Linked DNA regions of Homo sapiens: region 2 is linked to region 1. A link is an interaction called in ENCODE POLR2A ChIA-PET data of the cell type or tissue named here. Cell type or tissue: OCI-LY7. All regions are shown on one strand. Links, peaks and the distances in the headings refer to the core of each region. The heading gives the core; the rest is flanking DNA.

The links. Peaks named below come from ENCODE experiments on the same cell type or tissue, not always from the same donor. Only the 100,000 strongest peaks of a DNase experiment are listed, where the experiment ranks them.
Region 2: POLR2A ChIA-PET joins it to region 1 with 5 read pairs; 2 of 35 experiments call an interaction of 5 or more read pairs at or near these places.

The regions. Positions count from the first base shown.
Region 1 is chr12:121,365,745-121,371,119 of GRCh38, forward strand. No RefSeq gene overlaps it. Among named protein-coding and RNA genes, the nearest start is that of ANAPC5, 16 kb to the left of the region's middle. In OCI-LY7, for the core only: no CTCF peak of the experiment used is centred there; no DNase peak of the experiment used is centred there.
Region 2 is chr12:120,675,241-120,680,615 of GRCh38, forward strand. It overlaps LOC105370029 (a long non-coding RNA gene), which reads right to left. Exons shown (of 3, transcript XR_945449.3): 3 at 936-1,154. It also overlaps a transcript of CABP1 not described here. Among named protein-coding and RNA genes, the nearest start is that of MLEC, 9.2 kb to the right of the region's middle. RefSeq lists an enhancer at 4,995-5,104. In OCI-LY7, for the core only: no CTCF peak of the experiment used is centred there; DNase peaks (open chromatin) are centred at 2,621 and 3,111; H3K27ac peaks cover 1,852 bases.

The DNA.
Region 1 (5,375 bases), core at 201-5,200:
TCCTGATTTCATGTATCTCTGAACACTGTACACCCCGAGTAGAATTGTGCCAGCTAGAGCCAATTTTCTCCATTGTTCATTAGACAGAAGTTCACCAGCAGCTAAGTGCTGACACATCATTCCCAGCATCCACCCCGGATGGGAAAGCCAGCAGTGTCACCGCACGCATGCTGGACCTGCTGCTGCTCAGATCTAAAACTTCTGAAAATGACAAACCCTAACCCTACAATTCTGAGACATGATGTTAGAGGGAATGGATAATTGCTCTGATTCCTCTGGGCAAGGAAAATGTAATGTGTGAACCGGTTCTCCTGTGTGCATGCATAAACACTCTCTTTTGATAATCCAAGAAAATCCAGCTGAAAGGGGGAAAAATGTCTCCTATTGAATAAAATGAGGCCTGACTTTGAGAAAGTCACGCAGAGTCTTAGGACTCACTCAATACAGAAAGTTCTGGGTAATTAACTGAGCTGCTGGGGAAACTCGATCGCTAGCCTGATAAGCATCACTAAGTATTTCCAGATCCAAGGTAGCATTTCAGCTTCTCAAGGCTCACGAACTGAATTGACCTCCCTCCCTGGGGAAAGGAATTCTCATTGTTGTCTCTGGACCACTTGTTTCATCCAAAGCCTCCTGAGTAACTAGGACTACAGTTGCACACCACCATGCCCAGCTAATTTTGTTTATTTTTTGTAGAGACAGGTCTCCCTATGTTGTCCAGGCTGGTCTCGAACTCCTGGAATCAAGCGATCCTCCAGCCTCTACCTCCCAAAGTGCTGGGACTATAGGCATGAGCCACTAAGCCGATCCATATTTTCTCAGGTATTATAAAAAGTGATACATACTGTTTGCAGAAAACATCAAAAATATAGAAAAGGAGAACAAGATAAATCAGAAATAGGAAAACTATCATTCCACAACCCAGTGATAACTTCTATGTCATTTTGATATATTTCCCTTTTCTTTGGTCATTGCTAAATCTCCATACATGCAGCAGCGTCTAGTATGTAATTGGCATGCAATAAATATTTGTTAAATGTATTTGTTTTTAAATTTTGGTAAAAGAAGTTAAACTGCCAGTGTGGTGGCTCACGCCTGTAATCCCAGCACTTTGGGAGGCCAAGGCGGGCGGAGACATAGGGAGACCTGTCTTTGCAAAAAATAAACTAAATTAGCTGGGCATGGTGGTGTGCAACTGTAGTCCTAGCTACTCAGGAGGCTGAGGTGGGAGGATCACTTGAACCTGGGAGGTGGAGGCTACAGCAAACCATGATCCTATCACTCCTGAGGTCAGAAGTTCAAGACCAGCCTGACCAATAAGATAAAACCCCGTCTCTACTAAAAATACAAAAAAAAAAGTTAGCCGGGCGTGGTGGCACGCACCTGTAATCCCAGCTACTCAGGAGGCTGAGACAGGAGACTCATTTGAACCTGGGAGGCGGAGGGTGCAGTGAGTTGAGACTGTGCCATTGACTCCAGCCTGGGCAACAAGAGTGAAACTCCATCTTAAAAAAGAAAAAAAAAAAAAGAAAGTTAAACCAAGCAAATTTTACCATAAAATTAGGTAGAATATGGGTATCATCGTGTTAGCTTTGTATCTTTTGATTTTCAAGTTTGGGATACTGAGGAAGTACTAAAGACAGGAACAAAGCACAGGGAAAAGGTGGGGTACCCTAGGCTGAAGGGAACAGCCTCTTTAAAATCACCCATTGAGAATCTTGTTCACTGCCAGGCACAGTGGCTCATATCTGTAATCCCAGCAATTTGGGAGGGTGAGGTGGGTGGATCACCTGAGCCTGAGAGTTCAAGACCAGCCTGGGCAAGAAAGCGATACTGCTTCTCTACTTAAAAAAAAAAAAAAATTAGATAGGCATGGTGGTGCATGTCTGTAGTCCCACCTATTCAGGAGGCTGAGGTAGGAAGATCACTTGAGCCCAGGAGTTTGAGGCTGCAGTGAGCCATGATCGCACCACTGCACTCCAGCCTGGGTGACAAAGGAAGACCCCGTCTCAAAAAAAGAAACAAAGAAAGAAAAAAAAGAATCCTGCTGGCACGGTGGCTCACACCTGTAATCCCAGCACACTGGGAGGCTGAGGCAGGCGGATCACTTGAGGTCAGGAGTTCGAGACCAGCCTGGCCAACATGGTGAAACTCCATCTCTACTAAAAATTCAAAAATAAGCCCTGTATTGTGGTGAGCGCCTATAATCCCAGCTACTTGGGAGGCTGAGGCAGGAGAATGGGTAGAACCCAGGAGGCGGGGGCAACAGAGTGAGACCTTGTCACAAAAAAAAAAAAAAAAAAAATCCTATTCAGAGGTGTACTCTAAAACATTTAATTTCTTTTTTTTTTTTTTTTTGAGACAGAGTCTCGCTCTGTCGCCCAGGGTGGAGTGCAGTGGTGGAATCTCAGCTCACTGCAACCTCTGCCTCCCGGGTTCAAGAAATTCTCTTGCCTCAAGCCTCCTGAGCAGCTGAGATTACAGGCATGCGCCACCGTGCCCAACTAATTTTTGTCTTTTTAGTAGAGATGGGATTTCACCGAGTTGGCCAGGCTAGTCTCAAACTCCTGACCTCAGGTGATCCTCCTGCCTCGGCCTCCCAAAATGCTGGGATTTCAGGCGTGAGCCACCGTGCCCGGCCTCTTTTTTCTTTAGCTTATTTTTTCAGAGACAGAGTCTCACTCTATCACCCAGGCTGGAGTGCAGTAGCATAATTGATCCAGTCTCACTGCAGCCTTGACCTCCCAGGCTCAAGTGATCCTCTCGCCTCAGCCTCCCAGGTAGCTGGGACCACAGCCACGTGTCACCACACCCAGCTAATGTTTTTAAAATTTTCTGTAGCGATGGGTCTTCCTATCTTACCCAGGCTACTCTCAAACTCCTGGGCTCAAGTTATCCTCTCGCCTCGGCCTCCCAAAGTGCTGGAATTACAGGCACGTCACTCCTTAAATAAATTCTGCCACATCTCACATAAGAAGGCAATTTCCCTGGCTGACTTGGAAGCTTATATTAACATTTTCTGGCCGCTGGTGTGTGTTTTGTATTGTAAAGACTTTCATCTACTCAGAAGCTGAGTTCCTTGAAAATCACTGCTAAATCTTTTGATGGTGGTTAAATTTTCCAGTGCCTTAAGGGAGATTGGAAATTAAAGACTAATGGGAGCCTGTTAAGCAAGCAGTCATACCGCAATGCATCCTCTGTAAAAAACTGAAATTATGTCCGGGCGCAGTGGCTCAGGCCTGTAATCCTAGCACTCTGGGAGGCCAAGGCCGGCGGATCACTTTAGGTCAGGAGTTTGAGACCACCCTGGCCAACATGGGGAAACCCCATCTCTACTAAAAAAAAATACAAAAAAAATTAGCCGATCGTGGTGGCATGCACCTGTAATCCCAATTACTCGGGAAGCTGAGGCAGGAGAATTGCTTGAACCCAGGAGGCGGAGGTTGCAGTCAACTGAGATCGTGCCACTGCACTCCAACCTGAGTGACAGAGTGAGACTCCATCTCAAAAAAAACAAAAACAAAACTGAAATTATGTTAATATATATTTGGTTGCCTAGAGTGGGGTAAGCTTGTACCACTTCAGCGTTCCTATAACTGTGATTTTCCACACTTCAACGTGCAAGTGAATCACCTGGAAAGCTTGTTAAATAAATACAGATTCTGTGTCGGGCGCGATGTCTCACGCCTGTAATCTCAGCACTTTCAGAGGCTGAGGCGGGCAGATCACTTGAGGCCAGGAGTTTGAGATCAGCCTGGCCAACATGGCAAAACGCCGTCTCTACTAAAAATACAAACATTAGACAGGTGTGGTGGCATGCATTGTAATCCCAGCTACTTGGAAGGCTGGGGCAGGAGAACCGCTTGAGCTCACGAGGCGGAGGTTGCAGTGAATTGAGATTGCACCACTGCACTCCAGCCTGGGCGACAGAGGGAGACTCCCTCAGTCTCAAAAATAAAATAAAATTAAAAAGTACAAATTCTCGTTCAGTTGGTCTGGGGCAGCCTGGGGTTGTGAATGTCTAACAGGCTCCCAGGTGATGTTGAGAATACGAGTCCTCTAACTATACATTGAGACGTGAAAGCTCATGATAGCCTAACTGGTCTCTACTATTAAAATCTCAGGGCACAGTTCTGTAGATGTAATGGGGGCATTAGGCTGGGTCTCATTGAGTTAGCCCATTAATCTAAATTCTCTCTCTCTACAGCTGAAGTGCTTAATTAATTAATAAACAAAGCTATCTTTTTCCCCTTTCTCTTTTTAAATTGAGGTAAAATTAACCATTTTAAAGTGAGCAATTCAGTCCCATTTAGTGCATTTACAATGTTGGGCAACTATCATCTCCATCTAGTTCCAAAACATTTTCATCACCCCTAAAAGACACTCTGTACCCATTAAGCAATCACTGCCCACTTTCCCCTCTCCCCAGCCCCTGGCAACCACCAATCTTCCTGTCTCTATGGATTTAACTCTTCCGGATAATCCATATGCAGATGATAATGTTCTGGAACAGATAGCGGTGATGGTTGCATGTGAAGGTACTAAATGCCACTGAATTGTACCATTTAAAATGGTTAAGGCCGGGCGTGGTGGCTCACGCCTGTAATCCCAGCACTTTGGGAGGCTGAGGGGGGTGGATCACGAGGTCAGGAGTTCAAGACCAGCCCGGCCAACATGGCGAAACCCCATCTCTACTAAAAATACAAAAATTAGCCAGGTGTGGTGGTGTGTGCCTGTAATCCAGGCTACTTGGGAGGCTGAGGCAGGAGAATCACTTGAATTCAGGAGGCAGAGGCTGCAGTGAGCCAAGATCGTGCCATTGCACTCCAGCCTGGGCGACAGAGTGAGACTGTCTCAAAAAAAAAAAAAAAAAAAAAAAAAAGGTTAAAATGGTGAATTTTATGTTAAGGGAATTTTACCACACTAGAAAAAAATATGAACATCTGCATTTTATAACAAAAGCTACTTGGCTGGTGACCTTCTCAAAAATAATTTGAGTTCTTTAGGATAAGGAAACTGAGGCCTTGGGGGTCACCCATCCCTTTCATGGCAGAATAGAAACCAGATTTCTTTTTTTTTCTTTTTTTTTTTTGAGACAGAGTCTTGCTCTGTCACACAGGCTGGAGCACAGTGGTGCAATCTCAGCCTGCTGCAGCCTCCACCTCCCAGGTTCAAGTGACTCTCCTGCCTCAGCGTCCCGAATAGCTGGGATCACAGATGTGCACCACCATGCCCAGCTAATTTTTGGATTTTTTAGTAGAGACGGGGTTTCACCATGTTGGCCAGGGTGGTCTCGAACTCCTGGCCTCAAATGATCCGCCCGCCACGGCCTCCCAAAGTGCTGGGATTACAGGCATGAGCCACCGTGCCTGGCC
Region 2 (5,375 bases), core at 110-5,109, 690 kb before region 1:
TGAGGTTTTACCCTATTAGCCAGGCTGGACTCAAACTCCTGACCTCAATTGATCCACCCGCCTCGACCTCCCAAAGTGGTGGGATTACAGGCGTATGCCACTGCCCCCGGCCATTATCTGTTATTAATGATAATAAATTATCTACCCTGTGGGGTGGATGTGAAGAAATTAACCCTTGCATAATGCTTAGTGGAGGGCCTGGCTCAGGGCCCTCACACATGCTGTTCCCTCTGCCTGGAGTGCTTTTCCTTGTACTCTTTGAATAGCTAGATCCTTCTCATTTCTGGAGTTGAACTTAAATGTCTTTTTCTTGACTTATCTTTTGAAGGAAGGACAGAAGTCACCACCACAGCTCATTTGTATTCTTCAGAGCACACATGAAATCTCTGGCCTGACATATTTATTGTACGACAATATGTTTGTATCTGCTTATTGTTTGAGGCTCCCTCCCCCTCACTAGAATGTAAGCTCCATGTTGGTAGAGACCATTTCTACCTTGTCCAGCATAGTGTCTTCAGTGTCTAGTAGGCACTTAGCAATGATTTATTGTATCAGGCAGGCACAGTGGCTCACACCTGTAATCCCGGCACTTTGGGAGACCAAGGCAGGCTGATCACCTGAGGTCAGGAGTTCGAGACCAGCCTGGCCAAAATGACGAAACCCCATCTCTACTAAAAATACAAAATTTAGCTGGGCGTGGTGGTGGGCACCTGTAATTCCAGCTACTTGGGAGGCTGAGGCAGGGGAATCGCTTGAACCTGGGAGGTGGAGGTTGCAGTGAACTGAGATCGAACCACTGCACTCCAGCCTGCATGATGAGAGGGAGACTCCATCTCAAAAAATAAAAAACAGCCTTGATTCCTAGTCTCATGGAGATAATAGTCTAGACTCTGCTGTCCAATATGGTAGCCACTAGCCATATGTGACTATTTAAATGAATTAAAATTAAACAAAGAATTAGTTCCCCAGACATACCAGTCACATATCACCTGTTCAATAGGCACATGTGGTGTGGATAGACTACCTTCCCATCATGGCAGAATGCTCTTGTCTGGAGGGGCAGCTGACAAGTAACCTGGCCATTTATAATCCAACGTGCAGGTGTGGCTATAGGACTCGTTACCTCCCCAATGTGTCTGGATCTAGGAAAGAAACTGAAAAGAATAAAACAGCTGCTTTCTTTCTTCTTCTTCTTTTTTTTTTTGAGACAGAGTTTTGCTCTTGTTGCCCAGGCTGGAGCATGATGATGTGATCTCGGCTCATCACAACCTCCGCCTCCCGGGTTGAAGCGATTCTCTTGCCTCAGCCTCCTGAGTAGCTGGGATTACAGGCATGCGCCACCACACCCGGCTAATTTTGTATTTTTAGTAAAGATGGGGTCTCTCCATGTTGGTCAGGCTGGCCTTGAACTCCCGACTTCAGGTGATCCGCCTGCCTCAGCCTCCCAAAGTGTTGGGATTACAGGCATCAGCCACCGCACCCGGTCAGCTTTATTTATTTCTGAGTATGTGTACTTTAGTCCTTTTTATTCACCATCTCACTCTGTCTTTACACCTCATTTCCAGGTGAGGAAACTTAGGTTCAGAGAAGGAATGTGACTTGCCAAGCTTACACTGACAGTGGATAGTAAAGACCCTCCTGGCATTCCTGACTCAACAATTGTGTCCTTAACACAATGTAAAAAGTCTGGGAGATGATGATATAGGCAGCTAACAAGCCGAGTGCAGTGGTACACGTCTGTAATCCTAGCTACTTGGGATCAGTTAAGGCCAGGAGTTTGAGTGCAGCCTGGGCAACATAGTGAGACTCTGTAAGTCTGTAAGGCATTCTCTTGAAGTTTGTGGTTTTTTTTTTTTTTTTTTCCTGAGATAGAGTCTCACTCTGTTGCCCAGGCTGGAGTGCAGTGGCATGATCTCAGCTCACTGCAACCTCCGCCTCCCGGGCTCAAGCGACTCTCCTGCCTCAGCCTCCCAAGTAGCTGGGACCACAGGCGCCTGCCACCATGCCTGGCTAATTTTCGTATTTTTGGTAGAGACAAAGTTTCACCATGTTGACCAGGCTGGTCTTGAACTCCTGACCTCAAGTGATCTGCCTGCCTTGGCCTCCTAAAGTGCTGGGATTACAGGCATGAGCCACTATGCCCAGCCTTCTTTTTTTTTTTTTTTTTTTTTTTTGAGACAGAGTCTCACTCTGTTGCCCAGGCTGGAGTACAGTGGTACGATCTTGGCTCACTGAAGCCTCTGCCTCCTGGGCTCAAGTGATCCTCCCACCTCAGCCTCCCAAGTAGTTGGGACTACTGGCATGCGCCACAATGCTCAGCTATTGTTTTTATTTTTTGTAGAGATGGGAGTGGGGGGTGTCTCACGATGTTGCCCAGGCTAGTATTGAACTCCTGGGCTCAAGCGATCCACCTGCCTCAGCCTCCTGAAGTGTTGGAATTATAGGCGTGAGCCACAGCGCCCAGCTGAAGTTGCTTTCTATCGTACTCATTGCAACTCTAGGAGGCTGAAAGTTATCACCATCTCATTCACAGATGAGGAAACCAAGGTGCAGAAGGGAAATGATTTGTCCAAGGCCACCCAGAAGGGAAGGCACTTGTTTTTTCTGTTCTCTGCCTAGACAATGAGCACACTGGGCCTGGCTGGCTTCTTCGCTGTGACTCATATCCTCTTGGGGGACATGAAGACACACCAAGTCCATTCTCCCTCCTGCGAAGTTGGGGACCCGGCCAGGTTTCTCAGTTCGAGTTGCACCCTGGGGGCCAGGACCAGCAGACACGGTGGGCTGGCTCCCCACCTCTCTGGATGGCTCTGGTCCCTCTGTGGTCTAACTCCCAGAGGCCCAAGGTGAGCAAACTTGGTCTTGGGACCAAACCACCCACCTCAGAGTTTCAGGGCTGGCAGGACTGGCTCCCACCCCTGCCTTGTGTTTGCCTTTTGAACTTTTGTTGTGAGTTTATCTTTAAGGGGGAAAAATATCCCATAAACTTAAAAATAGGCAGGACTTAATTAATAGTACGCTTTGTTCTTCTGATCCTTATCTGGACAGGAAGACACAACCCTTTTCAGTTTTATGGGTCAAGGTGAAATTGCCTCTCGGGGCTCAAACACAGCTGCTGCACCTTCCCCTTTTGAACTCTGGTTCCCTTTGGTTTTTTCTCCCTTGGGGAGAAGGGTATTTCCCACTCCTTAGCCTCAGCACTTCATCAAGGTCTTTTCTATTTATCAGATTGCCAGCGGTACCTGTTATAATTATTTCTTCATACATAATTAATAGCTTCTGTGCACTGAGGACTTCTATGGGCCAGGCACGCTGTGAATGGCTCCTAACAGCCCCACATGGTAGGTCTTCTAATTATATCCATTGTACAAGTGAGACAACTGAGGCCCAGAGAGGAGAAACGACTTTCCAAGGGCCACACAGCTCTAAGAAGTGGAGCTAGGCTTTAAATCCAGGTCTCTATGCCCCAAACACCCACGACTATGATTTACTGATCACTTAGCTACGTGCTCAATGGTCCCACAATGCTAATTTTAAAAACCACATCCTGGACGGGCGTGGTGACACATGCCTGTAATCCCAGTACTTTGGGATGCTGAGGGGGGGGCAGATCACTTGAGGTCAGGGGTTCGAGACCAGCCTGGCCAACATGGTGAAACCTTGTCTCTACTAAAATACAAAAAGTAGCCAGGCGTGGTGGTGTATGCCTGTAGTCGCAGCTACTTGGGAGGCTGAGACAGGAGAATCACTTGAACTGAGGAGGCCAAGGTTGCAGTGAGATGAGATCACGCCACTGCACTCCAGCCTGGGTGACAGAGTGAGACACCATCTCCAAAAAAAAAAAAAAAAAAAACCAACTTTAATTTTTTGTTTATTTAAAATATGTTTTCTTATTTTTAACAGTCCTACAAGGTGGGCACAATTATTCTCTCCATCCCACAAATGAAGAAACTAAGGATCAAAGAGGTGAATTCATTTACCCAAAGTCACACAGTGACTAATGGCAGAGCTGTGATTTGCACCAAACTATGTTTGCTACATAGCCAGGCTCAAAGGAAAAGAAGTATATTAGATGCCAAAACATTGGATTCTGGCTGTTCATTGTGTGACTTTGGACAAATCCCTCAACTCTCTGAGCTTTAGCTTCTCATCTGCAAAAAAGGGAACATGACCTAGTTTTCCAACGTTTTGAGGTCATTAAGAGCATCGGATAAGTAGGAACCAATGATTATTGAGAAGCTGCTCTGTCAGGACCTGGGTTTATATGCCTTATATCAGTTTTGGATGAAATTTTGGTGAATTTTGGGCTGGGCGCAGTGGCTCATGCCTGTAATCTCAGCACTTTGAGAAGCCGAGGTGGGCGGATCACCTGAGGTCGGGAGTTCAAGACCAGTAAGACCAACATGGAGAAACCCCGTCTCTACTAAAAATACAAAATTACCTGGGCATGGTGGCGCATGCCTGTAATCCCAGCTACTAGGGACGCTGAGGCAGGAGAATCACTTGAACCCGGGAGGTGGAGGTTGCGGTGAGTTGAGATCGCGCCATTGCACTCCAGCCTGGGCAACAAGAGCGAAACTCTGTCTCAAAGCAAGAAAAAAAAAGAAAAAAGAAATTATGGCAAATTTTATCTTTAAAAAAGTCTCTTCTGGCCAGCATGGTAGCTCATGCCTGAAATCCCAATACTTGGGGAGACTGAGGTGGGCGGATCACTTGAGGTCTGGAGTTTGAGACCAGCCTGGCCAACATGGTGAAACCCCATCTCTACTAGAAGTACAAAAATTAGCCAGATGTGGTGGCACATACCTGTAATCCCAGCTACTCAAGGAGGCTGGGGCAGGAGAATTGCTTGAATCCGGGAGGCAGAGGCTGCAGTGAGCAGAAATCACACCACTGCACTCCAACCTGGGCAACAGAGTAAGACTCTGTATGGGAAAAAGAAAAATTCTCTTCCATGTCGTCTGCATTTTCTACAAAAAGTGTATCTTTCTTCCACAGAGAAAAATAACTGCTGCCCATTTAAGAACTACCTATTTAGTCCTTACATCAATGTGGTGTGCGTTTCAGGAGAAAGGAGACTCAGCAAGAAAGGAAGTGATGTGACTGGGAAGCCGCTGAGGAAGGAACTGAACCCAGCTCTGTCTGACCCCCAAATCTTGGTTCCTGTTACTCTAACGAGGGCAAGTCCTCCATCCTGAGAGAGTGCTGGAGGATTTGCAGAAATGTTTGCAGCAAACCAGCCCCAGCTGAAAGAGGTGGGAATGCAGCCGCCCCAAGTGTTTCTGGGCTCTCAGATGGGGATGACCTTCCACAGCAGGGAGGGGAAATGGGAGACTGGAGCCCAAATTCCTCATTGTCTACAGAGAAATGGCCTG